Regions from separate parts of the Mus musculus genome. Here all the other regions are linked to region 5. A link is a loop called in an ENCODE intact Hi-C map of the cell type or tissue named here. Cell type or tissue: heart. All regions are shown on one strand.

Region 1 (4,000 bases), 490 kb before region 5:
GTCTTCTTGTCTTGATTTCTGCCTGATCTAAGGAGGCCCCAGTCTGTTACTTGTGTCTCCTTAAAGCAACTTTCTTCCCAAAGCCCTATTATCTCACCCCCCTCCAGCAGGCTGTTCCGCTCAGTCACTACAGATATTCAAGAAAGAATGGCCACTAGCTGCCATAATGTGTCTACCCATCTACACATCTCTGGCCTCACATCCTGTGACACTGTTACTGGTGCAGTGTTATGTTGCTAACCAAGGCCCACCTCCCCGCTGTCATGGCTATTTGCAATGCACGGAACTCCCAATGTAACATTCTAATAGTCCCAATAGTAATGGTATTGCAATAGTGACATTCTAATGCTCTATACTGTTACACTGCTCACTCTGTCTCCTCCCTAAAATGGAAGCTTCATAAGGGCAGATTATCTCTCTTATCCATCAGCCTGTATCTCCTACTCTAAACAAAACAAAACAAACAAAAACGGTCTGAGATATGTAAGACCCTTCCAAGTGTTTCATAGGGGAGTGAATAAATGATTAAATAACCCAACCTGCCTCCTGCTGAGTCTGTAGAACTCAGCAGGACTAAGGAGACCACCCCCATCTGTGCTTGAACAGTAGGGATCCACTCACGGTTCTCACAGTGGGGGCCTTCCCAGCCACCCCGGCACTCGCATCGGTAACTGCCGTTCTTCAGGACACAGGTGCCTTCATTCATGCATGGGCTCGGCTTGCAGAGGTTGACTGGCAGCCTGGCTTCTACAAAGGAGAATGTGCCCAGGTCTGGGTCAGACCCAAAACCCCTGTTCTAAGCAAGCTCAGCTCAATCTTACAGTCTGTGGGGCTGGGTTAACCTCTCAGTGTCACCCATGGACCTGCAGCAACAGCTTAGCACATGGTCGGTAACACTGGAGAAGTTTGTGGAGTTGTAGGGTTTAGCTCATAAGCTCACACACAGCCAAGTGGGGACTAGGGAGCTGTCCTCCTTATAGTAACATGTGTGAAGGTCAGGCAAAGGTCCTGTCTCAAGAGGGCCCTAACAGATGTGTTCTTATCCCCACTCACCTCTACATAGCCACTCGATGAGCATGTCCTGATGGTACGGAAGGTCTGTGTAAGCTGCCACATGGATCAGGGAGTCGCGTGGACCGGCAAGCCTCCGTACTGCCTCCCTGAGGACGGCTCCCACGCTCATAACCAAGACTGAGATGCCATTGCCTCTCAGCTTCTGGGCAGGGACAGCTGCATCTTCTGCCCCACTCCCGCCTGTGAGCATCACCACGGCCTTGGGGACACCGGGGCGGGCACCCCTCTGGACCGTCATCACCTTGTCCTCAATGTGCAGCAAGGCTGTACCAGCAGAACCCACACCCCCTAGGTAGGGAGCCTGGCTCATGGCCCGCAACACGGCAGCCCGGGTGGGATGGGTGTCTAGCCCGAAGGCAGTCTGCACCCGGCTGCCATATACCACCAGGCCAACCTGTGTCACATCAGGATTCACATCAAACCGGAGGGTGCATTTCCTGATGAAGCTCTGCATTTGGGCAAAGTTCTCACGTCCCACAGAGGCAGAGGCATCCAACAGGAAGACCAGGTCCAGTGACTGTGCCTGGCAGCCTGGAGGAGCAAGCAAAATAGGTCCCTTGTCTAGATCTGGCTGGTACAGCAGGGCTGTTCTGGGCTGGACAGAGTCCAGGCCAGCCAGTGTGCTGACTGCCCATGTAGCATCCACCCTCCTTACAATCACACTTCATCCTTCCTTAGAATATAGACATGAATACAAGTGGCTGCCCTGATGACATTCCCAGCTTCCTGCTGAGAATGGCCACTAGGGGGTGGCCGTGCTGTAGTCCCAATCGAAGGGAATGTAGTTTCTAAGCTTGAAACTATAAATTCTAACGTGTCAGTGGGAGCTGCTTGACCTCAGCCTCCCTCCCTCATCTTTTTTTTAAATCCTTGCTGGCTTAGAAATGGTGACCTTGGGCCGCAGCTCTGAAGCCATGCGAAGCCAGGTCACTCACCTTTGATCTTTGAAAGAAGGACCCAGCATATGGGATTTTGAAGGCCCTAACAGCAGCAGGTGCGGCTGTACTTTCGCCTGCCTCCTTACATCACGCAGTGCCTGCCCACTGTGCACAGGGCTCTGCTATTATATCAAATAGGCTGATACCTGCCATCTATGGAGTGGTGATTTAGGACATATGGGTAGGAAATGAACACAAATGTGGAATAGAGCCAGCAACACCATGGGAAAGAAGGGGCTAAAGGGACAGCAAGACAAGATGTGACTAGGAAGGTGCTCAGGGAACCCTGGGGAGGAGAGAGGTGAAGCTAACTGGCAGGCAGGATGCTTCTTAGCAGGGAGGCAGCTTCCTCAGTCTTCCAGTGTGTGCGAGAGCAGCAGCCAGACAGGAAGTACTCAGAAGCTGGTGGAAGGGGCTCGGGTTTCTTTCAGCCACATGGAGAGCCACTGGGATGGTTTAAATACGGAGTCAAAGGGTCTGGTGGTCTGATAATGTTAGCTTTTAAAAACCACACTGGACACAAGGAAAATAGAGAACCTGCCACAACCCCCTGGGGAGACAGGCCTGCTAACTCCCCTGTGAGGGCAATTTCTGGCGTTGGGAACAGGAAGACATCAAGTAAAAGCTAAGGAAATCTGAGCAAAGGTAGACTGTACTAAGTAACAATGTATCGATTTTGGTTTGTTAAATGCAACAATGACCTATCCTAATGGATGGATACATAATGGAACTCTCTGCAATTGGCAAGTCCGTTATATATATATATCTGCCATAGGAGACTGGCCTAGAGGACAGGATACAAGGGGCATGACAAGCCTCATCACCATTTTACAGAAGGGGGACTCTCACCTCTGGGGACCATCGCCAGTAACGCGGTTTGGGGATGCTAAGTCCCACATGAGGCTCTTCCACTTAGCTCCCCAGGGAAGCACTGAAGTGCCCTCTTACCGATGTGTTCCAGCTCTGACATCTCGGGTACTAGCCCAGCCGCTGCATGGCCCTGCTTAGTCCCAGGGCTACCATTTCCCCACTGAGTGCTGCTCACAAGCTCAGCCTCATAGGAAAGGAAACAGAATGAGCAGAGAAGTAGAGAAGGTATCACAGCATGTTCGCTTTGGTTGTGTTCGAGTGTGCAGCAACAAGTGTGTGTGTGCATGTGTACATGTGTGTGTTCTAAGAATACACGTCTCTGACTCAGAACTCCTTAAGACTAATAACAATGATCAAGTGTGATTAGTAACAGTACCTATAATCAGGTGCACGCTTAGACATGCTGAGTGTACTTGCTTAGGCTTGTCTTATCTGGTCCTCACAAGAAGTCCCCACAGAGTTCTACACTCAGGCCCCGATCCTAGTTCCCAGCACAGGCACTGAAGGAAAGAATGGCTGGTGGTGCCAAGAAGACAGACAGACGGACCTGTCTACTGACAAGCCAGCCCTAGGTTAGGCTGCAGAGTTTTACCTGGCCGTGGCTGGCTGCATAGCCTCCTCTGCAGCTCTGGGATTTGGCTGAACAGGTCCTGAGGGTCTGTGTGGACCATCACATGCTTCGGGCTACCGGTGATCTTCACCAGCTCCGCCTGCAGGATCTCACTGCCCACGCCCAGGAGGAGTAGCTCCCGAGCCCTTGCGTGAGCTGCTGGCCCAGACACCTCATCCTGGGAGCGTGATTCAGTGAGCAGAACTACTACTCTGCGTGGCCTGTCCTGACCAGTCCTGCTGGCACTCCCAAAGCCGTGCTCTGCCACCTGGAGCAAGGCACTCCCGGTTAGGGTCGGGCCACCGCTGAAGGGAATGCTGTCAAGGCTCCTGATCAGGTCCGGCACATGCTGGTACTCCCCGACGGGCACCGCCACCATTAGATTCCTGCCATAACTGGCTATCCCAACGCGGGCTCGGGAGTCCTCCCTCAGCACGGCCTGCACAAAGCGCTTGACAAAGGCCTTGGCCCTCCGGAAGCCCCCCAATGTGGTGCCTGCAGAACTGTC
Region 2 (4,000 bases), 140 kb before region 5:
AGGGTATATGATTAATCATCAAAGGAAAAATAAACAAGATATTGATGCCAAAATAATTTCAATCAGCAGAGACTTGAAGCAGCTATAAAATCATGTTTCATTAAGTAAAAGAAAAATACAAATGAAATGAATGAAAAGACAGGAAATATAAGCAAACAGATAAGACCATAAAAGAAAAACTAAATGAAGATGTCAGAGCTGAAAACACCTACTTGAAACGAAGAAACTGAATGAGCTCACTAGCAAACTGGTGGCAGAGGAAAAGGCCAGGAGCCCTGAGGTAACATCAGAGAAAGGACACTGGGAGACTGAGTGAAAAGAGACACTTCTTCAGGCAACTTGGGATCAGCTTAGAGCATCTAAGGAGTTACAAGAATCCAAAAGGAAAAGAGAAGAAATCAGGGCAAAACAAACATTGATTAATGCCTAATGTTCTCATTCTAGCTAAGGAATTAGTATACGTAACTTCAGGCCAGCATAGCATCTAAGACCCAACAGAGGAAAACATGCCTTGACAGCTCACGATCAAACTGCTGAGAAGCAACAACTAAACAACCAAGGATATCTTGGAAAATCCTGAGGAGCAGATAGATGCCTGGGAAGTGGAAGGGTAGGAGTGGGCAGAAGTGGGAAGGATTTGAGACTTTGGCCAAACTGCTCACCTTTTATCAGTTTTCTCACTTGTGGGATGGGGAAACATCATGAATGACTCCCTAGGTTAAGTGAATTAAGGGACAATCTGTGTAAGGAATTTAACAGTACTCAGTACAACAGTGAACTCTCACCCAATTTAACCATAAATTAAAAAAAAAAAAACCTCTAAATTTCAAAAGAAATTAGCAATATCACTCTTCACAATTATGTCCCATAGGGAAACATGCGGGATGTAATCTATATACATAATACAGTACATTACTCACATGAGTAAATATGCAGACATGCATGGGGTCATCTAGTTATAGGAGGCTGGATTATATTCCGTATGAGACACAGCTGAAGGGAGTAAGCCAGGCTAGACACAAAGGACACACAAAGCCTCAGCAGACTCAGAAGGGACCCCAGGGAACCCCAGCTTCTCTACCCTATGGTCCAGAAATGTGTTGCTCCACAATAAAGAGCACTTGCTAGTCACATTAAATAAAGCAGAGCCTACAAGGATTCTAGTTTGTCCTTCTTTCCTTTGTCTTTCTGTATCCATGGCTCCATCTGCCACTGAGATACTAAACAGAAGCAACAGCCCCTTGCAGACTGGTCAGTCAGCTCCTACAGTAAGTCCTCATTCTTTGTTACTTTGATCAGCTCCATTTTTTTCAGAACAAACCCTGGCCATCAAATACACCTCTACTTACAGTGTAGTTTTGATCTCAGCTCCGATCTGTACACAGGACATCCTTATCTGTCCAGGGCAGCTTTCCTACTCAGCCAGAACGAGACGAGAGCTCCCCTGTGGGACATCCATGCACACGTGCAGCACACGCCCTCTGAATCCTTCACCTTCCTCACTGCTTGCTATAGCCTTGATGCTTGGAGAGGGAATGGGTACCATACCTGGTTTGTATACCTTCAGGGTGCTGAAACGTGGCTTTATGTGGCCTGGCTTTTCAATCTATTGGGACAACTCCAGTAAGTTTAATGCACATGCTTTTGTGAGTCTGGAGCTCGTAAGACGTTTTTGGTTTGGTCTGTAATTTTAACAGTTTTATTAAGCTGTTCTTTGGACTTTTCTGGGTTAATAGTCCCTGGTATCTTATAGGCCCTTTTAAGATGAAGAGTGAAGGGTTGTTTTGTTTTGTTTTTTTCCCTATTTAGGTTTCTTTTTCTATTCTAATTTCAGGTATTAGTTTGGGTGGTTGGCTTTTCCTGAGGTTCTCCCAGTAGTCCCACGCTGCACCTCCTTCTCTTGTCTTCTGAGTCGCTCACTCTCTCCCTGCACTGTTGGTCTTCTGGGGCTCAGCCTCACCCACTAGAGCTCTCTGCCTCCCTCGACTTCGCTGCAGTCTCGACTCCATCGTTACACGCAGTCATCCTCCCTTCTACATCCTGTCGTTCAGACTTCGTTTCTAATACAATCTTGAAGTCAATCAATACCCATTTCTTCTTTTCTTTTTAATTTTAGTATTTCTGATCCAACTTGGTTTTCATTTGTCTTAAGTGTTGTTTGAAGATATTACTCCAAAAAGGAACACAGTTGTTAAGTCTGTGACTCTCAGTGAGGATGTCCACACACTCTCTTTCCTGTAGTTCTGCATGGCTATGACCACCTTATCATCCTATAAACCAGGTTCCTAGCCTGAGAGCTCCCTCTTCTGACAGCTCTGCTCTCTGTGCAGTTTCATTTATGGACACCACTCATGGAGGAGGTGCTGGCTGTAATTCTCCTTCCTTCATACTGGATCCTAAACTTTCCCTTTCATTTCCTTCTTTCGCTTTGGGGCCGAATCTAAGAGGAACCACACCCTGCTTGTGTATTTGATGTTTGTCCCAAAGCAGACTTCTCTACGCTTTCCATCCTCGTCCTTCCTGAACATTTAAGGTAAGCTAGAACTAGGGCATCCAAACCTGTGCTAACATTTTAAGCTTGGTATTGGGGATTTCTTACTAGGACCTATTTGTGCTCTAAGTCTTCAGAATTACTCCTACTTTTTTTTTTCCTTTTTTTCAAAACTGTTGCATTTTATTTTTTCTTTAACATTTTTCACACAATGTATTTTTATTATGTTTTCCCTTCCTCTAATTACTCCCACCACTCTACCTACTCAATTTTACATTCTTTCTCAAAATATAGACAAAAAACAAAACACCCAAAACAGAAAAGCAGTAAGAGGGAAAAAAGGAGAAAACAAACAAACAAAATGAAACAAAAAGCCCACGAATAAACAAACTAGCAAACCAACCAGGAGTTGGTTTTGTGTTTGCCAAGCACTTGACTTGTTCTTCTGGTGCTGGTTAAGCTGCCTCTGTCCCTGTCTTCAGCTTGCATCAGGAGCACCTTTAACTAGAGCTTAGTTTATGTCTTGATGGCCACGTGATGTGAGGGCCATGGTGCTCCATCTGGTGGTGCTGTGAGATGCAGAGTCAAATACGGTTGTTTGTTTGGGAGTCAGGGGAAGACTTTAAAGCATGTGTATTAGGTACCCTTCTCGTTGCTATGACAAAATCGTCAACAAGAAGAGACTTGAAGAAGGGTTTGCTGTGGCTCGCAGTCTGAGGGTCCAGTGTGCCACTGCAGGAAAATCCTGCTGACAGGAGTGGGAGGCATCCAGCTGTGAAGCAAAGAGCACCAAATACTGGTGTCCTGCAAGGTTATAATTCAGTAATTCATGAGGAACCCTAATTCATGGGGAACCCAGCCTCATGGGATGCTGCCCCTCAAAGTTAAGGAGTGTTTCCTCACTTCAGTTGTGCTAATATGGATAATCCCTGAGGCGTGCCCTGACTGGTCTGCTAGATAATCCCACATCCTGTCTATCAAGTTGACGAAATTAAATCTTACAGGTGGCTTCCATTTTCCTTCAGGCCTGGAAACAACACAGATACATTTTGTTTAACATCATGTGTATAACTTACATAAAGTAAGTCTTCCATATTTTGTTGGTTGATTAAATAACTGTAATCAAGTCTAAAAATGAGTCTCTTAATGAAGAAATGCTATAAGTATCAATAAATGCTAAATATAAATGCTGTAAGTGTAAGGCACAAGGCAAAGATAACTGCTAGCTCTACTACTACTTGACAAAGAGGTGAGGTACAGATAGGGAGACAGCAAACACAATTACACAAGAGAATTACTCAAAGACATTAGAATTACAAATACCTGCATGTAATGTGATATAATTAGTATGCCAGAAAAATCCTTGAGATTCAATTAAAAAGATTTAGCAACTTTGAACATAAAATTAATACTTCAAAATAGCCTTCATAGAGGCAAACAATAACCAATTATCAACTTAATAGAAAAAAAGGGTACATGTATGATAAACTGCTATGTTACATCTATAGA
Region 3 (4,000 bases), 350 kb before region 5:
ATGTAGCCATACTCAAAAAGAAAAATGACAACTCCTCCCCCAGCAGCTGTCCTTAGCTCCTTAACTGGGCTTGGAGACTCGTGAACCCATTTCCACCCATGCTGGAATTGCTGCCTGGCTTGATCTTCTGTAGGTCTTCCACAGGTAACTATGACTTCTGTGAGTGCAGGAGTACAATAGCCACGCCATTTCCAGAACACAGCATTTGCCAGCACCACTCCTGTCCTCTAGATCATCTTCCCATTCCCCTTCCCTTGGTGTTCCTTATTATTGTGGAGGTGATACACTGTCCCCTTGTGGAGGCGATACACTGTCCCCTTGTGGAGGCGATACACTGTCCCCTTGTGGAGGCGATACACTGTCCCCTTGTGGAGGTGATACACTGTCCCCTTGAGGAGGCGATACACTGTCCCCTTGTGGAGGTGATACACTGTCCCCTTGTGGAGGTGATACACTGTCCCCTTGTGGAGGCGATACACTGTCCCCTTGAGGAGGCGATACACTGTCCCCTTGTGGAGGTGATACACTGTCCCCTTGTGAAGGTGAAACACTGTCCCCTTGTGGAGGTGATACACTGTCCCCTTGTGGAGGTGATACACTGTCCCATTTCTAGCTCTGCACTCAACATTTATTCTCAACGTTTTGACCAGTTTTGAGTCTCTGCATTGACTGCTGCCCACTGCAAAAAGAAGCTTCTCTGACCAAAGTAGAGAGCAGCACCGCTCTATGGGTATAGCCATAAATATTTAGAAGACAGTTTGACAGCATATTCACTTAGTAAAGCAGTATAGTGGGGTCCCATGATATGGCTTATGACCACCCCAACCATGACACATGCTTGGAATGACAGGTCCTTGCACTGTGCAGCCAGTTTACATGGCTTCTGATGATCCAACTGCAGGTCCTCATACTTTCAAGGCAAACATTTCTGCCTACCTTCACCCCAGCCCTATTTTAAATTTTTGTTCTTTTGTACTGCTGAGGGTCAAACCCAGGGCCTTAGACATACTCGTGCTCTGCCACTGAGAAGCAGCCCCAGCCCACGGCTGGACTTGTGATCACCTGAAAAATTAGACAAGTTAGTTAAAATTGCACCAGAGGAATATGAACAAAGCAGTGGCCAAATGGCTAAGAATGTATATATTAGCATCTGCCTGAGCATAAGTCTCGCTTCTGTCACCGGTTTGACCTTGTGTCATTCTCCTTGTGTGCAGAAGCTGTCGATAGGAGATACACTCCAAGGAGTTATCTGAGGATCTTTACCGTGGCATCTGGATGCAGTGAGAGCATCTTGTAGTGTTGAATAAACGTTTGCTGTTGTCAACACAGACTTCAGAGCACCAGAGTTAGAACAGGGCTCTCAGAGGCCTGAGGGCAGCACAAGGCTTCAGGCAGGACAGAAGGCTGTAGTCAGGAGAACAGCATGATGAACTTGAAGTCTTTGCTACCTCCTCAAACAATTCAGAGAGCAAGACATAGAGAAGACACAGCATGGAGTCCTGTTTCCAGGGATAGAGACCGCAAGGACGCTTTTTACATCTGTGGATGGCTTCTGTACTAGGAAGCACACTCGTAGGAGGAAACAAGTTGTCGCGTGTCACAGATTACCAGGCTGCATCCCCATGGTGAAGTGGCTGGCCGGCATCATGGCACAGATTCAAAGTCAGTTCTGCGGAGTGGGCCTTTTTCTCTGATGGACCTCTTGAGATGGATTTTTCATTAATGTGCAAATGCACACAGTTGCCATTGAGTGTGTTTGGAGGCCAAAAGACCACTTGTGGGAGTAGATAGATAGATACATTCCTTCTGCCAAATGGCTCTTAAGGCTCCAACTTGGTGAGAAACACCCTCACTTCCTGAACCGTCTCACTGACCCTTAAGATGGCTGATTTAAAAAACTCAGTTTGAACGAAAGAAATAAAAACTCCCGTCGGAGTGTGGGAGCGCCAAGAAGTTCATCTGAGAGGGAAGTGTAGGCTGGTGCCACTAGATGGCAGAGGAATGTTACCAAACAACCAGCTGTCACCACCCTGCCCTGGGAGTGTCCCTCTCCAGGCTTATCAACCTGGCTGTCGTCTTCAGGATCCTCAGGTATCTGAAATGTGAGCTGTACTTCTTGCCTTCCAGCGTCAGGTGACAGACAGCCTTAGAGCAGTCTCAGTGGCAGGCACTAGCCCAACACAGTGTGTTAGAGTGTGGCTTCACTCTCGCCCAAACTCTAACCCAGAAAACATCAAGAGCGTCTTTGAAAAGTTTACTTCCTACTCTCAAGGGTAGACATTTGGAAGAAAGGACAACGTGCTTACGGGCGCTTTGCCTGAACCACTGTGACATCATCTTTCTGCCTCACCCTGGCCAGACCTAGGTCTCAACCTTCCGACTCCATCAAGCGACTCTGCTGCTCTCTCGGTCTGTAATTTCTTAAGCTCAGAAATCGTTCTTTTGGGACATTAAACAGAGTTGCTGGCACTCTGAAATCTGAGAAGCTGGTCTTGAATCTGAATGGTGTTACTAAAGGCTCTACTTTCTGTTGTTTGGAAGATAAGGCTGTGAGCCTAGCTGGAAGGGTTTTTGTTTTAAACATCTAAACTCTAGAGTAGCTCTCTCCTGTCCAGGAAGAGTTCAGGGTGGGAATGATCAAGCAGTCTGTAAACAGCTGTTTTAATGTGACAGCAGAACCAGCCAGGAGAGCAAGGTGTGGTCTGCGGAGGATTCATAAACTTTAAGGCAGTGTGAAGGAACACAGCAAGGAGGCTTCTCACGCCATGCCTGAGAACTGTCCTGTCTGGGCAGGCGCTACATTCTCACCCCCTAACAAGAACGTTTTCCAACCACCCAGCCTCTCTGTGAATGAGAGTCACCTCACTGAAGGGAGCTTTCTTGCAAAAGACCAAGAAGTATCTTGGTTTGGTAGGGGGAAATGGGAAGCAAACCCAACTTTGTCTGCAGTGGATAGCTTCCTATTAAGCCAACAGGATCGTGGTTGTTCCATTTCAAAGAAATTCTACCTCCCCTCTAGTGGGGAGTTGGGCGCCCCTCCTCTGGCTTCCTCGAAAGGGCCGCTGGAGCAGCTGGTGGATCAAAGGACACCAGGGAGGGAGCATAGAGCGGCCAAGGGCGGCTCCGGGGCTGCGCTGAGCTCAAAGGCGGGGAGGAGCCGCACCCTCACTGCGGAGCTTCTCATCCCTTTGTCCTGGTATCTCCGTGGGGCTTTGAAAGGTGCCATCCAAGTGGCAAGCTGGGAACAGGTCCCCTTTGGAGCCTGCAGCCAGCCACTTCTTTCTGTCAGCGGCCCACCACACCCTCTCCCCCGCCCCCGCCTTTGATTCCCGCGGAGTGGCCCACTGCTCAGCCCTCCTTTTTTCCTTCAGGATGCTACACTTCACCTGGCTTTGAGGACTTTCCCGGGAGCAGATCTCTTCGTGGGCGACTGCTGGCCTCCCAGCGCCTCCCTTCTGCACCCGTGAGGTCCCTAAGATCCGCTGAGCCAGAGGGAAAGCAGCTCTGGGTTGCTCCCTCTCTTCCAGATGCGTTTCTGACTTGGAATCTGGGGGACTCTTCCTCCGGAAGCTATTTCCATCCGTGTATAGCTGGAAACATTGCTGGAGCTTTGATGATAAGTTTGGTGGGATGGGGTTCAAAAGGCATCACACTCAATGGTAGGGAGATTTCTGAGCACAGTTGTCGAGGCCCTTGGTTCCAACACCAACACTGCCATCACCTCCCTAAGAGGTAACTAGAGACTTGCAGCAAGTGGAAACACGCGCTCGGCTGTGTGGCACTGGCAGTCAGAGCAGTTGTTCTGTGGGAATCGTGAAGATGGGCAGTTGCCTCCCATTCCTGCACCTCGCTGTGATGCTTGATGACGATCCTAAGTGTGACATTGCACGAGTCACTATAAGGGGGGGGGGGGGGCGGTGGCTGCTCCTGGCACCCCCAATAGGCCATGTCTAAGATTCCCACAACTCCAGAGTTACCGTGCCATAGCCCAGGCAAGGAT
Region 4 (4,000 bases), 300 kb before region 5:
TTGTCTGTCCATCTTAGAGGGGACCCTGAGCCAAAACCATATACTTTTCATTTTGGTGACACTACGTACGGTTCAGTCATGAAATGAAAAGCTTGTTTAAACATATTGGATAAACAGACTGGGTGAATGTACAATGAATCTCAGGATGGAATTTTACTCTACACTTCTCGGGAACTAATTTTTAATGAAAAAAAAAAAAAACCTCTATCCATTTGGGTGTTATAATTCTGTTAGGAAGTTAAATGAAAGTTAGGAGGTTCAGTTTGCCTTTCCTGCCCACCTAGAACATCTGCTGAAAAGGATCTAGGTACTTGTGTGAGAGAGATAACATTTGCTTCAGGAGTCCTTTTATACATCTTTGCTTAAGCATGAACATGGCTTTTTTTTTTTCCCATTCTAAGCAGGCTCTGGAGAACTGTGAACCCACTGTGGTTTTCAATGGGGACACAAACATAAGCCATGGAAGCCACTCACCGTTATTTCAAGTGGGCGACATCATCCAGTGGATCATTCCTTCCTGCTTGTGTTTCTGTGAGATGTTGCTGCTGAGTTACCCGTCTCCAGCAGCACTCTCTCTGGCTCTCCTTTGCAGAAGATACACGGTCCCTTCTTCCATCAAGTGTAGCAGATGGGCTCTTGAGGGTGCCTGAGTTGTCTGGAATACCTTGAATCCGGCTGTGAAAATTTAGGGCAAATCTGTGGCTCTCGGTTGGTGAACACCTTATTTGGTCTAGAGGCACTTTGCTCTGTGATTGAGTCATGAAGAGATATTAAAAAGGCAGCCAGTCTGTATTTTGAAGCAAACACTCAAGTCTCTCTTGTCATCGCGGACCCCCTTACAGACACACGGCACGGAACCTCGATTGAGCTGCACTGCTGTCTTTATTGCACATGGACCAATTCCCACACGGTAGTTAGTTGCACCAGAGTATAAATACTTGGTCACACACACAAGAAGAGATAGAATATACACACGAGTGCTAAATTTTACCAGCAGATTCACGGGGGCACTTGGACATTAAAAAATAATAATAAAAATACGTAAGAGAATAATATTTATAATATGGATACAGTTACAGTACCATGATAAGAGTATAAAAAGTAACTTCCCAATAAACCATCAACTCAATAACATAATAGACAAGAGAAACTGAGTTTGAATTTTATTTTAGCTTTTTAAAGATCTGCCCACCTCCCCATCCCAGTAAAAATATTTAATTTTTTTTGTGCAAGTTAACAACTTCTATGAATTTTACAATGCCTAACACTGTGCAAAATGGCCTTCCAACCACTGCCTTTTTTTTTTTTTTTTGCCGTCTTTGTTTTTAGCCACATGTGCAATAATCTCAACTGTTTCCTTTTTGTTCTGTCCTATCTTTAGTTGACAGAGTCACATGTCACAGAGAGAGACTCAGCGCCTGGTCCTTCCAACTAGTATTGATACATAAATAAGCTGTTTAATATAAACAAGTCTTTCTATCTTGCTGTGCAATATGCACAGAGTGAGGTAGAGGACCCACAGCAGGACCACCGAGGCGCGCAGGGCACAAGGTTTGCCCTCTAGGAGAAAGCAAGGTGAACCGTGCTCCACACATAGTTTCTCGAAACCAGATTTGTCTGTTTCGCATCCTTCTTTTCCCTTTGCTTTAAGAACAGGAGACACCAGTACTCCGGAATTAGTATGCAATTTCTTTAGAAAGCAAAGGGAAACACTTCCTGGCTAATTATCACCGGCCCCGCCCCCACACCAAACCTGAGCTGAATACTTAGGTTCCTAGGTGTGGAACCGGAAAGCCAGGTGATAGACTCCATCCTGCCCCCTCCCCTCCCCGCCTAGTTTCCACTCGGGTCCTTGCAGAAAGTGTCAAAACCCACCTAGGGGCGGGGGGGGGGGGGAATGCCTGAAGGTGCATTAAACACACGAAAGGCCGAACCTCAGAGAGAAAGGAACTCAAGACAAGCCAGTAAGCCATACTAAGCCACACTCTCCCAACTCCTCCTAAACTTTCCTTTTTGCGCAAACGCTCGGTCCGGGGCTTTTCTGTACGTCTCGGATGATTCGATAGATCTGTGGGCTTTGCATTCACCTGCTTTCGGTCTTGAGTAAACAGAGATCTCCTCTCTCCCCTGGGGAGCGGCTCAGGGGCGCCCAGGCGGGCTCTCTTCCTCTAGGGATGCAGAGCCCGTGTCCAGCCCGGGACTATGGGGAGCGGCGTCCGTGCGCCCAGAGAGCCTGGCTCTCTACACCTTGGACTCCGAGGAGAAGCCCTGGCGCCCCGGCTCGTCCAGGCTCGAATCGCTGTCCACAGTGGTTGTCCCGCCGTTGCAGCCGGTCCAGGGCTCCAGCAGGCGCGCCGGTGGGGTGGTCCCGGCGTCGTCGTCGTCGTCGTCCGAGGGAGCTCCGGGGGACGGCGGCGGCCCAGCTCTCGCCAGGCAGCCGGAGGCGCGCGGCCGGTCCCCGTGGGCTGCGCGGCGTCTGCAGGCGGCCCGGCGCGCGCAGCAGAGCAGGCGCTGGAAAGCCTTGCGGAAGTCGGGGCTGCGGCAGTAGATGATGGGGTTGAAGGCCGAGTTGGCGTAGCCCAGCCAGTTGAAGAAGACGAAGAGGCGATCCGGCACCAGGTCGCGGTGGAAAGCCTTCACCACGTTGGCCAGGAAGAAGGGCAGCCAGCAGAGCGTGAACACACCCATGATGATGCCCAGTGTCTTGAGCGCCTTCTGCTCGCGCAGAGCCACGAGGCGCGACGGCCGCCGCTTGCTGGAGCGCCCGTTGGCCAGCGAGTCTGCGGGGCGCGGTGGCCCAGGTGACGGCGAGGGCTCAGGCGAGGGCGGCCGGGCTGGGCCGCCGAGGAAGCGGCGCTCGCAGCTGTCGATCTTCTTTACCTGTTTTTGGGCCTCGCGGAACACCCGCAGGTACACGAAGGCCATGATGCACAGGGGCACGTAGAAGGAGACGACGGACGAGGCGATGGCGTAGGCCCTGTTGGTGACGAAATCGCAGCACTTGGGGTCGTTGTAGCAGCGGCGCGCTTCGTCGCTCTCGGCCCGCCACCAGTGCATGAGGATGGGCAGGAAGGACACCAACGCCGAGATGGCCCACACTGTGCACACGAGGGCCCGCGCTCGCGCGCGCGTCAGCAAACTCTGGTAGCGAAAGGGCGACGTGATGGCGAGGTAGCGGTCCAGGGCGATGACACACAGGGTCTCAATGCTGGCCGTCACACACAGCACATCTACCGAAGTCCAGAGCTCGCAGAAGAAGGAGCCGTACTCCCAGCGGCCCCACACCACGATGGTGGCCCCGAAAGGCACCACCAGCAATCCCATGACCAGATCAGCGCTGGCCAGGGACATGATGAAGAGGTTGGTGAGCGTCTGCAGCCGCGGGGTCTTGGCGATGGCCACGATCACCAGCACGTTACCCACCACGATGAGCAGAACGATGAGCGCCAGCAGTAGGCCCATACCCGCGGTCCACTGCTGCGACAGCGGCGCTGAGCCCTCGCTGGCTGGAGGCAGCAGCGAGGCGGGAGGCGACGCGAGCACCAGCAGCCGCGCCGCGGTGGCCGCACCGTCGGGCAGCGGCGCGGCGGACGACAGGTTGCAGGGTTCGGAGGCGCCCAGGGCGAGCGCCCCCGCGCCCATGCCGAGCTGCGGAGGCCGGGGGCGGGGGGTGTGGCGGGGCTGGGCCGCGCCTGGGGAGCACCCCAGGAGCCGGGGCTGCGGGGCCCGCGCGGGGAGGTCGCGGCCAGGTCAGGGCAGCCGCGGCTCGGGGCCGGAGGCATGGACGCCGGGCGCCTTCTCCTCCGTAGCCGAGCGCTGTCTCCGCCGCCGCCGCCGCCGCTGCTGCTGGAGCCGCTGTCGCTGCTGGAAGAGCCGCCGGGACCTCAGCATGTTTCTGAGCGCGCGGGGCCGGCGGCTCCAACACCCAGCACCTCCCCCCCCCCCTTCGCTGCCACCCCCCCAGCCAGCCCCCGGGGCCGCGCGTCAGGCTCCCGCAGCC
Region 5 (4,000 bases):
GCCATCCTCTACTGTTAACAGAGCTCTTCTCACAGTGTGTGAAGGACAGATGCAGAGAAGCGACGTACATTCCAAGAGTTAAAAGAGAAGAGCAAATTCCTTTCTCCAAACATTAACTAACCTTCCCGTGTCTCTTTCCTTCCTTTCCCCTGACCAAAACAGGAGGCGGAGACAGACCGACAACAATAAAAATCATCAGAAGACTTCAGGAAAAATCATTCAGGGGAGGAAACGGTGCGGAGAATTGTCTTCAAATACCACAGACAGGCAGTGTGGAAGACAGTAATGTGTGTGGATGACTGTAGGACCCAGAAGGGCTCACCATCTCCAGTCCTGAACCGCTCCGTCTGCAGCTGTGAGTGACATTTGATGGATGGTGGATGTATGGGTTGACCTATGGTTGACGAATGGTTGGGCACACTGTGCTCCGAGCTGGGCCTGCAACCTCACCACCGAGGACCTGCTGGGCGACCTCACCTTTGCTGGTGACAACGGGAATAGAGTATTCTTCTTCTTCATACAGAAATGAGTCTGACAAATCACAATCACCTCGTCAGGGGGGGGTCTTCATTCCAGAGGCCATCTCTTCCTCATCAGCTACATTCGAGAAGTAAAAAAGCTGAGTCTCCTTATTAAATTCTCAACCCAGTGCACAGGAAGAATATGAAGAAATGGAGGTTAAGATAACCTTGCGGTTTCCACAGTCTCCCAAATGGTGAGTGAGAGACCGGGCCAGGACGTGAGCAGAGCCTGTCTGAGTCCACCAAACCTCCACTGGCATTTTTGGAAGTCCAATTTGTTGACAAATCTTTATAACTTTAAAATAAAACTGGGACGCAGGCGCCCAGTACGCTAGAGCTCAAGGGGAAGGTTTTTATACTGAAAACTAAATGCTCTGGGTTTAATTTAAAGTTCTGATCTTTTAGGGTGCTCAGTCCCGGCACCTTCTGATCAGCGGTGCCTCTGCCTGCGCAGGAACAGGCTCCAGCATGCTTGATTTAGCACACAGCCCTTGGAAGGGAGGGGTGGGGGGGACAGCTCGGCCTCGTCTTTCTCGTCTATTAATTACAAGCATTGTTCCCTTGGAGCTCCCTTCTTTCCCCCTAAGCGAAGGCAGCAGCCACCTGATCGCTCTTATAATTACACAAGCAACACATTTTTAAATAGGGAGCTGTTTATATATAACACATGCTCGTGGAGAAACCCAGACTACAGGATGGGAAAAAGAATTATAACCAAGTGCCATTTACTAAACACTCCCTAGGGGACGAAGGATGGAAGGGCCACGTGACTCGAGCCTGCAGAAAGGAGTTTATCCGACTCAGAGAGGCAGCCTTTGCTCCTGTCCTCTGCCTCAGATGGGCACGGAGACTCTCAGCCGGGGACGAGGGAGGGCCAGAGAAGCCTAGGGGACTGACAACTGGGTGAAGTCTGTTCACTACTCCGCAGTGTTTCCTTGAATTCTGACCTTGTGTGACGTTCACTTGAGCTTCTGACTTGGCAAGTGACATGTTAGAATGCAGTGTTTTCCGGGGGTGGGCAGACCGCTCTTGGTTTGCACCCCCAGTGACTTCCAGTGTTCACTCCATCAAGACCATTCCATGCCTATCTGGTGGCTTACCCAATTTTCCAGGCAGAACCATTTCATCTTGCCTGCCCTCCAGCGCCCCCTGGCGATGCCCTCAAATTTCTGTTCCTCTTCAGGCTTCCTTCCCCATCCTCTCCAGGCTCCTAGTCCTACGCTCAGCATTTTATACATTTTATTTTCTGAGGATACGCCCAAGCATTCTACAAAAATTTAACTCACGGCCCAGGCAGAGACTGCATGGCTCACAGACAGCTAATGGCCGCTAATGGCCTCCAGCTGCTCAAGGGTCACTGTTGCATTCAGAGAGGGCTCCGTTCAGGACCTTGAGGGCACCGGGCCTTGTGCTATCAACTGTAATTCATATTTAATGGAGACTGCCTTAGTGATTTCTTCTGGAGGGCTTAGGAGTCACGGTTTACGAGTCCTAAACTCTTTGTTATTTTTCCTTTTGTGTTTTTCTGTGTTTCATAAATGCTTTTTAATAATCAGAAAGTTAGAGAGACATTTTAATATATGAACTTTAAGTAAAGGACAGTTTGGAATATTAAAGGCCAGTGGTACCAAAATAGAATAAAACAATGTGGCTCTGCCATCTAGTGGTCACAACACAAAAGGGCAAGAGGACGTGAAGGGCTTAACTCTGGGGACACCAGGCATTTGGGGGGGTGGGGGGGATGAGGTTTCCCAGCACGGGCTCTGAGAACTCTTCCAGCCTTACAGTGGGAGTGAGTGGGTAATTCGGCTCTTTTTTTTTCTTTCTATTTTTCTATTTTATATAATTAATAAAACAGTGCTGGTATAAAAATTCACACAAGCTGCTAGGGTGCATACAAGTTCCAAAACTGTCCCAGATCTGTGGTACATTCAGTTTTGTAAGGGTGCACTCAGATCAGTGTAACAGGCAGACGTGATGTGCTAGCTCATTCCCTTTGGTAAGCCTATGCTTGTTACTCCTCACAGTATCGCTCTGATATACACTTTGTGCAGGGTCTGCGTTTCCTGAGATGTCAAACATTAAGGCTGGATCTACAAGGGGCAAGGACTGCCCACAGCAGTGACAGCCCCTGGGCCCTCAAACCCCCCCCACCCCACTTCAGAATGACCCAGTGACCTCCAACCAGGGGTCTCCAGGTCTCTCTCGATCAGGTAGGAAGCAGTTGCTGGGGGGATGGTAGAAACTGAGGCAATCTCTACAAGAACCCAAATGGCCACACTGTGGTGTGATCAGGCCAAATCCAGTCCCCACTAAGTAGATCCCATTGGTCGGTTGATGATTGCTGCTGATATGAACCCCTCGCCCCCTAACTTAAAAGGAAAGGAAGGTTTGGGGTTCAACACTGAACGGGAAGGGCAGCGAGCACTAACGACACTAGACATTGATTCCCTGACAAACGTTTGCCATCAGACAGACACAGCCACACGAACAAACACTACATTCAAGAGTATCTTGGGTAATTCAGTTCTTAATTAGGGACAGCTGTGGAGTGCTACTGTCTCCTGCCACTATCCTACCTGATGTGAAGCCTTAGATAAGGGATGGATGGGGAGAGAAGGCACCGCTTGTGTAGCTAGGGATATCCTGAGGGGCCAGCCACACTCCCCAGAGCACCCGCACCCAGTGATGATGGGCTTCCAAATTCCCTGAGACTGTAGGGCAGTGGTGGTGCATGCCTTTGATCCCAGCACTCAGGAGGCAGAGGCAGGTGGATTTCTGAATTGGAGGCCAGCCTGGTCTACAAAGTGAGTTCCAGGACAGCCAGGGCTACACAGAGAAACCCTGTCTTGAAAAACAAACAGAACCCCAGGAGAGATGGAGAGATGGCTCAGTGGTTAAGAGCACTGACTGCTCTTCTGGAGGTCCTGAGTTCAATTCCCAGCAACCACATGGTACTTCACAACCATCTGTGATGGAGTCCAATGCCCTATTCTGGTGTGTCTGAAGACATCCGTCTGTCTGTCTGTCCACCCATCCATCAGTGGTGGATGAGAATGGCCCCCATCATCACACATATTTGACCCCAATCAGTGGTCCCCGATTGTTGGAACTGTTTGGGAAGGATTGGGAGGTATAGCCTTGTTGGAGGAGTGTCACTGGGGGTGAGGCTCAAAAGTCCATGACATAAGCAGTTAGGTCTCTCTCTGCATCATGGCTGTTGCCTCAACATGCAAGCTCTCGGCTACTGCTCCAGCACCATGCCTGCCTGCTGCCATGCTCCCCAGGATTATCGAAGACTTCCCCACACTCTGGAACTGTCAGTCCCAATAAACTCTTCTATAGGCTGCTCTAGTCATCGTTTCTCTTCACAGCAGTGAGACAGTAACTAAGGGACTATCTATCTATCTATCTATCTATGTATCTATCTATCAATCATCTATCTATCTATCTATCTATGATCTATTTTCTATCATCAA
Region 6 (4,000 bases), 610 kb before region 5:
TCTTTGTTAAAAGAGAAAATAAAAAAATCTCAAGCAAACTTGGAGTGGCAGTCCAGGGCATGTCGCAGGAGCAGGAGTGGCTCCAAGCTGTGCTCTCCATGAACTCTGGCTCTGGGGAGATTTCTAGTAACTCTTCAATCTGTACTTTCTGTGCCCGCCTCGGTTTTGAGTTGCATTTTTTTTTTCTGTTGTTAGACAAACCAGGGCTTTGTATGCTTGAAGTTCACTGTTTTGTGCCCCCCTTTGAAGAACTTTCTATGCAGAAATAGATGGTCAGGGTTTCGGATTTGCAGTGATGTGTCTTCCGGTGGCAATGGACAGGGAAGGAGCACCCATGTCCACTGGAACGGGAGAACAAGCCTTCGGCATCTACAGGGTTACTGTTTGCATTTTCTACCCACAAGCAGAAGGAGACAGTGACAATGGGCAGTGGATAGCCCTCACTCGTGAGTGTTTAATGTTGCAGCAAACTCACCAAGAAGGAGACAAATGGCTGTTTCGAATGGAAGCTTTCTCAGCAGACAATGTGTGCACAGTAAACTTCAGCAGAGTCCACTTGTTCTCCCGGAAGCTTAATGTAATTGAATGGCAGTTATCACTAAATAAAATTCTTTTCTGAGTCTCTCCCGAGAGTGGCAGTCCTTTGAATCGCTTCCCAGGGTGAAAGATGGAAAGAGATGAGCCTAAGGATACCAGGTTCAAAACGGTTATGACCATACACACAGGCATTTTACCTTATGGAAGAGGAGACAGTTGTTCATGGAATTGATGGGGGAGGTAGAGGGGGTCCTCTAACAAATATGTCTGGTGGTGAATGTGAAAGCTTTCCATGAGATGCCAAAGACCCTACATCGAATTTCCTTGAAGAATGGTTCACGGGATTTCTGTCCCTGATGAAAGACTGCCCATTCACCTTGGTTCCCTCCCCTTGTGGCTAAACGAAAGCAAATGTCCGGAAGTCTTGAGAAGCTGTGTCGTGTTCCCTGTGGAAATGAGTTGATGTGTGCCAGTGCTGAGCACCTGGTATTGAGGTACAGAGGAGGGCTCCGCCTGCAGGCACTGTGGCCGCTGAGCTGCGTGTTCCCAGCTGCCTCTGTTGCGGACAGCCCGCTCCACTCTCCACCCTGTACTCCATAAATAAAGCTACGTGCTTCTGCCCTGAGCGCACCAGCGCTCATTTGTTTCTTGGTCTTTTTGAAGTTTCACCCTATTTTTAAAAGTATGAGCCAAACTTCCAGGAATCAGAGCAAAGAGTGAAACTGCAAACACAGCAGATTTAAATTGTATATTGTGCGCATGCGCAAGCCTGTTGCGTTGTACTCCACCTTAGATCCCCGGGATGGAGAGTTCCAGGCCGCTGTAAGCTGCCTGAAGGGGGTTCTAGGAACTGCAAAAGCAGTACGTGCTCTTAACCACTGAACCGTCTCTCCATCCCACCTGGTATTTTTCCATTGTATTCCTCAGTGCCAGGACATGTATTAAGTAACACATATTTCCCAGTCGTTTATTCAACAATTCAGGCCAGTAGGACCAACTTGACGGGTGATATATTATCAACTAAGAATACTCAGTGGCAGTGTGCATGTGAAAAGCCCTGGATTCAAGACTGACCCCCACAAAAAATGTCTAGTAGCCCTCTTACACTACAGCTAGAACTGAAGTTGAATTCTGTCTGAGGCACAGCAACGACAGACAGTCCCATCTTTTGGATTTGAGGGTAAGACTTTATGAGCCATTGTGAGCATAGGTCATCTCTGTCACCTAGAGCATGGGCCATCTCAGTCAGCTAGAACAAATGGGCCGTGGCAGTCACCGAGAGCATGGTGGTTGGGTGGGCTTCTTCCAATCCCCCACTTTATCATCAACCCTTGTGTGAAGAAAAGCTAGATTCCAATTCACTTAGCTTCACTGCCAGAAGCTTCGGCTTAGTCTATGTTTCAGATGGCTGCTCTGAGCCTCTAACTCACTGTGGCGGTCCCTCCAGGATTCACATGGAAGGCAGAGGCAGGCTGTTCACCAAGGCAGTTGGCATGGCCCGTTTGCTGCTGCTAGAGAATGTGTGAGGAGGCCCAGCCTCCAGTCTGCCACCTACTCAGCTCTGCTTCCACCAGCTCCTGTGTCTGTCCCTAGCTTCACCACCAGGGGTCATCTGTGGTTCTTGCCATGACCTCCTTGTGGCAGTTGGCTTTGGGGGCCACCTTTAAGTTGAAGCTGACTCCTTCCTTGAGTTCACCACACAGAGAAGGATGCATAGAAGGCACTGGCCAGGCAAGAGCAACTTCCCTCTCCCTTCACACCATGCTTCGATCCCTAACCTCTCCTCCTCCAGCCACACCGTGTTTTCTCCCAGTGTCCAACTCTTCAAGGAGGGAGCCTCCCACCAAGAAATGGAGGCTGTGCCCACAGTCAGCTCTGCAAAGTCAGCCCCCATCCATTCTGAGTTACCAGTGCAAATTTCCTGTGGACTCCACTCACCTTATGAAAGATGAGGCCACGCTTGTTTACATCCTTGGCATGAGCCTGTCCTGATGGCCAGCTTACCTTACTCTGGCAGTTCTTGGCACACCGATGATCAACTAAGGTGCACAGTGCTAAGAATGGTTGCCTCGTTAGCTCTGCATGCTTATGCTCTGTGGTTGAAATCTAGTGAGCTCTCTGCTGAATGTCAGGCAGTCTAGCTTCAGGTTACCAGAACTCGCATAACAGCCAACCTAATTTGCTCATCAGCAGAATGGACAAAGTAATGAGAAGCCCGTCCAGGTTATGATAACATGCCGAGCACGTAGTACAGCGCCCGGCACACTAACTGCTCAGGAAACACCAGTGATATTTACAAAGAGTGGTTAGCCATGTAGAAGTGAGAGAGCCACAAGCTCTCTGGGTTGCTATGGCTTCCCTGGAGAGTTTAAAGTGAGCTGTATGAAGGGATGGTGAAGGCAGCAAACCAAGAGTCATCACGCTCACGAGAACTACACGTGAAGAGACCGCACTGAACGATAAGAGTCTCTGGTGGGCCTGGGAAATTGTGCTGGGCGTGGCTGGCTGTGGGCGTGGCTGGTCGTGGGCGTGGCTGGTTGTGGATGTTGCTAAAATCTTTTCCAGGGGAGATATGAATAACGCCTACTCTTCCTTACTACTCTTCCAGTGACACCCTGGTATGAGTCCACCAAGTTCACACTGAGAAACCAATGAATTTATTTGGCTTCTAGAGCAATGGGTGGCTTAGGGGGAGGATCATGGGTGGCCTTGAAACAGCCACACATGAGGAAGGTCTGCACACGGCATGAATTGATTCCTCCATGGCCACAGAGATGAATCACCCTCCCCAGTCCTTCTCATCTTTATGCGACACTCTCTCCCTCAGACTACCTGCAATTAGAGCAAAAGTGTACCCGGTTGGTAGGAGTGGCTGGATACATGGAGGAGGGTCCCAGTGCAGCTCAATGCCTTCCTGCCCCTCCTACGAGGAAATATCAACAGACTGTGTGCTCAGCTGTGGTGATCTTTTGTGAGCAGGTCTGGATGAACTACCAATGTTGACAGTGGTTCGGAGGATCATCCTGTGCCCACGGGTAAGGTCTGGTCCTTTCCTAGATGACCATGTGAGGATTTTCCTTTCTGTTGTGAGCTCTTCCCTCTTTCTCACATATAGACGAAGATCCGACTATTAAAGCATGCCCACCACCTCTTATCCACTTCCAGAACAGCGGCCCTCATTCCCCAGTAGTCTAAGATCGAGGTTCTTGGTGATTAAGAGTCACTAGAACAGAAAGTATCTCAGAGCTGAGTGCAGAGTCTGACAGCCTGGGTTTGAGTTCTAGCTCCACCAGTTATTGGCTGCACAGCTAATGAAGATTTGCTTAACTTCGCTAGGCCTCAATTTCCATTTCTATAAAAAATTAATTATTATTATTAATACCTGCTTCAAAGTAGGACAAGACCCAGCATGGTACAAAATGAGACATCAGACATTGTTTGCTAGCAGACAGCCAGCAATGTA
Region 7 (4,000 bases), 390 kb before region 5:
AACTCTTAGCCCCTAACTGCTTGATGTATCAGTGTCTGCCTAACCCTCCTCCCAAGAGAGACAGGCTTGTGTCTTTTCTCTGGCTGGCCTCTGTAGAGTGGAGACAGGCTTGTGTCTTTTCTCTGGCTAGCCTCTGTAGAGTGGAGACAGGCTTGTGCCTTTTCTCTGGCTAGCCTCTGTAGAGTGGAGACAGGCTTGTGTCTTTTCTCTGGCTAGCCTCTGTAGAGTGGAGACAGGATTTCATTACCTGAAACTTTAAAGAAGGGAGAGGCTGGTCTGGGTGCATGACTTGAGCTGGCTGTTTGATGACTGAAGAGGAGCTAAGTGTGGGACAGTAGTGTAGCTTCCTAGCCTGCACACTTGCTCTCTTACCGTGGAGGGGTCACTTCATGACAGCCAGGATACTACATACTTCATCACTTCTAAATCTGCTGATTTGTCACTTCCCTTAGCAAGCCTGTCTCACCCCCATGACTGTCACAAATAATCTGCCCTTCTGTTATCTACTTTGCCCTTTGATTTGAGATTATCGAAAGAGAATTGAATGAGATCAAGAAACTAAGTGTTCCAGGTGTGAGACGAGGCCTAGGCTGGGTTGAAGGGAGGGGATAGCATCAGAAAAGCAGGAGAACAATTGCTTAATAGATTAATAGATTCCGAAAGCAGCGGGAGCAAAGGGAGATGTTTGTTGACCAAGCACATGATGCTGTGCATGGGTACTCAGTTACAAGTACTAGCGGCAGGATTGAGGGTTAGCCAGCTTGAGTTTAAGACTTTGGAGAAAGCTCCAATAGGAGCACCTCTTCAGGTAGACTAATATAGCATGAAGAGGGGATAGACAATTCCATGTCTGTAACTCAGGGTGCAGGACTGGAAACTCTCATCTAGGCATCAGCTATGAGTTACTGCTTCAGTCAGCTCACTGGGTAACTGCTATGAAGGGAGAAAGAAATGAATGAGCCCTGGAGACCAAGGAAGCAGAATGAAAGGATGTGGGTTTTTGTTGACAAATCATGACACACAAATAAAACTCTTAAAGTTGTTGATCAAATGTCTTTTTACTTAACGGAATGCTGGGGAGTCACAATGCCTTTGTCGTCTGTTCTCTTCTGAAGGCACTCCTTATCTGCCAGCCAGCGCGTACTCGTCTGCTGTGAGTTCAGCCTCTGTTGGTACAACAGCAGCAGTTATGGTGTTTAAAGCCACTGCAGGTTTACACTTGTAAGATTTTAACTTTAGCAGTAGCGTAGTATATCTTACATTTACTGTGTATCATACCACATGTGGTACCTTTAAAGAGCTTCACTTTGAGTGAGCTGTATATTGTATATCATATCACAGGTTATATCTTTAAACAGAGTCACTTTGAGTGAGCTAGTTTGTAAGTTGCTCTGAGGCTAGTGTACCTGCCTGAGATTCATTTTTTTTTTATTCCAAGATTTTGGAATAAATTACTGAGATTTTCAAGTGTTCACTGCATTTATTTGTCTGGTCTAACGTCTTTACTATCAATACCAGCTTGCTTGCGAAACGTATACAGCACGGTGGTGGTCATTTGTGTCATTTGGAGGAGGTAGGTGATACATGATTAAGTGATTGGGAGCCTAGGTTCTAAAAGTCTGCAGTAATCGTTGTCTCCACAGGTGGTCCACAGGAACAGCATGCTTGACAGACAAGATGGCCTTTTCTTCCTTACACTTGACTCTTTTCCGCAGTCCTGGGATAACGTTCTTCAAGCACTAGCCTTACTTATTTTATGCAAGCTTTAGGTCAGCAAGAATTTGAGGGGTCACTGGGTGCTGGGACTCATACAGTAAAATCAAACGGTGTACAACAAGTCTTAGGATTTATTATAATTCACCCTTAGCAAAATCCCCTCCTGCTTAGTGCTGAGGGGTCTATGCAGCCAGTCATCTCTTCTTGTCTCAGTGTACTCTGATCATCGCCTTTCTTAAAGCTTGAAGTAAGCATGTGCTTTCCTGTTATAAAATGGACTCTTTTTTTTCCCATGTGTATACGTCAGAGCAGAATTCCTTATTAGAATTGCAGTTTAATCTCATCTCTGGTAACTCATCTGCCTGTCTGTGCACTGTTAAAGCATGGCCAAAGTCACAGGCAGTTTTTTCATTGAGACCACTAGGTTTTTTGTTGTGTTTTTCAAGACATCGTTTCTCTGTGCAGCTCTGACTGTCCTGGAACTCGCTCTGTAGGTCAAGCTGGCCTTGAACTTAGAGATCCACCTGCTTCTGCCTCCTGAGTATTGGCATCAAATGTGTACACCATGAACTACTGCCTGGCTGGATTTTTTTTTTTTTGTATTAAATTTTATTTTTCATTATGTGTATATGTGTGTCAGGGTTAGGGGATGTGCATATGAGACCAGTTCCAGAGGAGGCAAAAAGAGGGCGACAGATCCTCTGGAACTGAAAGTACAGGCAGTTGTGAACTGCCCACCACAGGTGCTGGGAGCTGAACTTGAGTCCTTCACAGGTGCTGGGAGCTGAACTTGAGTCCTTCGTAAGAGCAGTATGCACTCTTAACTGCTGTACCATCTCTCCAGCCTCTGGTGGAAGATTTTGTATTCTGTATGTCAGAGAAAAATTTGAAGTTGACTAATTTCCCATAAAGAAGAGAGAGGAGGAACCTTTGTAAATAATGTAATAGCTAGCGTCTTCTCACCTAGTCAAATGAAATGTTGCTCTTACTGACCTAGACAGGGTAGATTTGCACTGAAGAGAATGCTTATGCTTACTTAGAAACAAGCAGGGGAACGCCCCAGGCCCCTGTCAGGGGGAAGCTGCCCCTGGCACACACAGGTCAGTCCCCGCTCGGTCTGCACTGAAGCAGGTCCTGGTTCTAGGTTTCCTTCTTGGTGAGCTTTGTCATCACTCGCTGGTGTCCTGCTCTGAGACCGCTGCCTAATGCTTTAGCTGCTGTCCTTTTGCCCATCTCCTTAAAGGGCTTAAGTAGTGTGTGCCCACAGAAGGGGGCCATTCTCCTTCCTAACCTTCCCATGACATGCTCTGCCCCTTAACTAGAGAGGCCAGCTGGCCCATGACAGAAAAGAGGGGGTCACTACGGTGACCCCACTGGTTGTGTCCACTCTGGGTATCTCTCTTCTGTCTCTAGGGGAGGCCCTTATTAGAGGAATTATGAATGGGACACTTCATGGGCATGTCATGGTGTCTTAGTCTAATTTTTTAAATTTGATTTCTTAGATGTAAATGAAGATCAGGAGCAGATTTGAAGAAATGCAAAGTGAATTGGTGCCAGTCAGCATGTCAGAGACAGAACACATAGCCTCCATTTCTTCTGATGCAACTACTGAGAAAACATCGGAGTTGAGGGATGACTCGTGCATCTCAGTTTCTGGTGACGAAAGCAGCAGATTAGAAACAGGAGCTGAACTATTGTCATTGGACTCTGACAGAATTTTATGTCAGACTAATGAACACTGTAGTCAGATCGAAGTACAGGAGAGCCATATTCCAGACTGTGGCAGTGGTGAGAATTCTTGTGCTAACACAGACACATGCCCAGAAGATTCTGGACAAATAGATGACTTTCCTGGTGGAGACTTTACAGAACAAGTGTCAAAAACCAAGGAGCCAGAACAGACAGTAACACAGATACTGGCAGAGTTAAAGTCATCTGCACCCGCAGAAGCCGCTAATCCAAAGACGGCCTCAGCAAGCCTCTACGACACAGACTGCACCAGGAAACTCATTTCCGAGATGAAGACTGTTTCAGCCTCAGACGATTTGTTGGGAGAAATCGAATCTGAGCTCTTATCTGCTGAGTTTGCAGAGGGCCACCAAGTCCCAAATGGACTGAATAAAGGAGAACAGGCCTTAGCCCTGTTTGAGAAGTGTGTGCACAGCAGGTACTTGCAGCAGGAGCTCACTGTTAAACAGTAAGTCTGCTGCTACGGCCCCCCACCTCGAGGAGAGGACTCTGTCCGCCTTTGTTTCAGAATGCAGCCTTGCAGAGTTGGTCTACT

Evidence for each region. A loop is a pair of places that touch in the nucleus more often than their neighbours do. Peaks named below come from ENCODE experiments on the same cell type or tissue, not always from the same donor. Only the 100,000 strongest peaks of a DNase experiment are listed, where the experiment ranks them.
Region 1: a loop joins it to region 5, with 4 times the contacts of the local background. A loop is called at or near these places in 16 of 42 quality-filtered maps.
Region 2: a loop joins it to region 5, with 9 times the contacts of the local background. A loop is called at or near these places in 12 of 42 quality-filtered maps.
Region 3: it touches region 5 in a loop (10-fold over the local background); 28 of 42 quality-filtered maps call a loop at or near these places.
Region 4: it touches region 5 in a loop (5-fold over the local background); 8 of 42 quality-filtered maps call a loop at or near these places.
Region 6: a loop joins it to region 5, with 2.3 times the contacts of the local background. A loop is called at or near these places in 4 of 42 quality-filtered maps.
Region 7: a loop joins it to region 5, with 11 times the contacts of the local background. A loop is called at or near these places in 7 of 42 quality-filtered maps.

The regions. Positions count from the first base shown.
Region 1 is chr19:56,906,437-56,910,436 of GRCm38, reverse strand. It overlaps Vwa2 (von Willebrand factor A domain containing 2), which reads right to left. Exons shown (of 14, transcript NM_172840.2): 11 at 3,475-4,000; 12 at 1,054-1,605; 13 at 622-747. Among named protein-coding and RNA genes, the nearest start is that of Vwa2, 34 kb to the right of the region's middle. In heart, a CTCF peak has its summit at 1,810 (motif pointing right); a DNase peak (open chromatin) is centred at 1,286; H3K27me3 peaks cover 531 bases.
Region 2 is chr19:56,564,561-56,568,560 of GRCm38, reverse strand. The region is part of intron 2 of Nhlrc2 (NHL repeat containing 2); the gene reads right to left. Among named protein-coding and RNA genes, the nearest start is that of Nhlrc2, 18 kb to the right of the region's middle. In heart, CTCF peaks have their summits at 2,309 (motif pointing left) and 3,057 (motif pointing left); a DNase peak (open chromatin) is centred at 2,320.
Region 3 is chr19:56,775,208-56,779,207 of GRCm38, reverse strand. No RefSeq gene overlaps it. Among named protein-coding and RNA genes, the nearest start is that of Gm32718, 34 kb to the right of the region's middle. In heart, a CTCF peak has its summit at 1,987 (motif pointing right); DNase peaks (open chromatin) are centred at 2,187 and 3,757; H3K4me3 peaks cover 1,839 bases; H3K27ac peaks cover 1,169 bases.
Region 4 is chr19:56,722,014-56,726,013 of GRCm38, reverse strand. It overlaps Adrb1 (adrenergic receptor, beta 1), which reads right to left and starts at 3,897. Exons shown (of 1, transcript NM_007419.3): 1 at 864-3,897. The coding sequence starts at 3,642. The coding sequence ends at 2,242. In heart, no CTCF peak of the experiment used is centred here; DNase peaks (open chromatin) are centred at 2,403, 2,993, 3,003 and 3,353; H3K4me3 peaks cover 2,626 bases; H3K27ac peaks cover 2,468 bases; H3K27me3 peaks cover 650 bases.
Region 5 is chr19:56,420,874-56,424,873 of GRCm38, reverse strand. The region is part of intron 2 of Casp7 (caspase 7); the gene reads right to left. Among named protein-coding and RNA genes, the nearest start is that of Casp7, 26 kb to the right of the region's middle. In heart, CTCF peaks have their summits at 1,654 (motif pointing left) and 2,190 (motif pointing left); a DNase peak (open chromatin) is centred at 1,663; H3K27ac peaks cover 565 bases.
Region 6 is chr19:57,029,896-57,033,895 of GRCm38, reverse strand. It overlaps Ablim1 (actin-binding LIM protein 1), which reads left to right. Exons shown (of 26, transcript NM_178688.4): 26 at 1-1,163. Among named protein-coding and RNA genes, the nearest start is that of Afap1l2, 23 kb to the right of the region's middle. In heart, a CTCF peak has its summit at 2,138 (motif pointing right); a DNase peak (open chromatin) is centred at 2,135.
Region 7 is chr19:56,812,908-56,816,907 of GRCm38, reverse strand. It overlaps Ccdc186 (coiled-coil domain containing 186), which reads left to right. Exons shown (of 16, transcript NM_170757.2): 2 at 3,219-3,913. The coding sequence starts at 3,225. Among named protein-coding and RNA genes, the nearest start is that of Ccdc186, 7.3 kb to the left of the region's middle. In heart, a CTCF peak has its summit at 2,419; no DNase peak of the experiment used is centred here.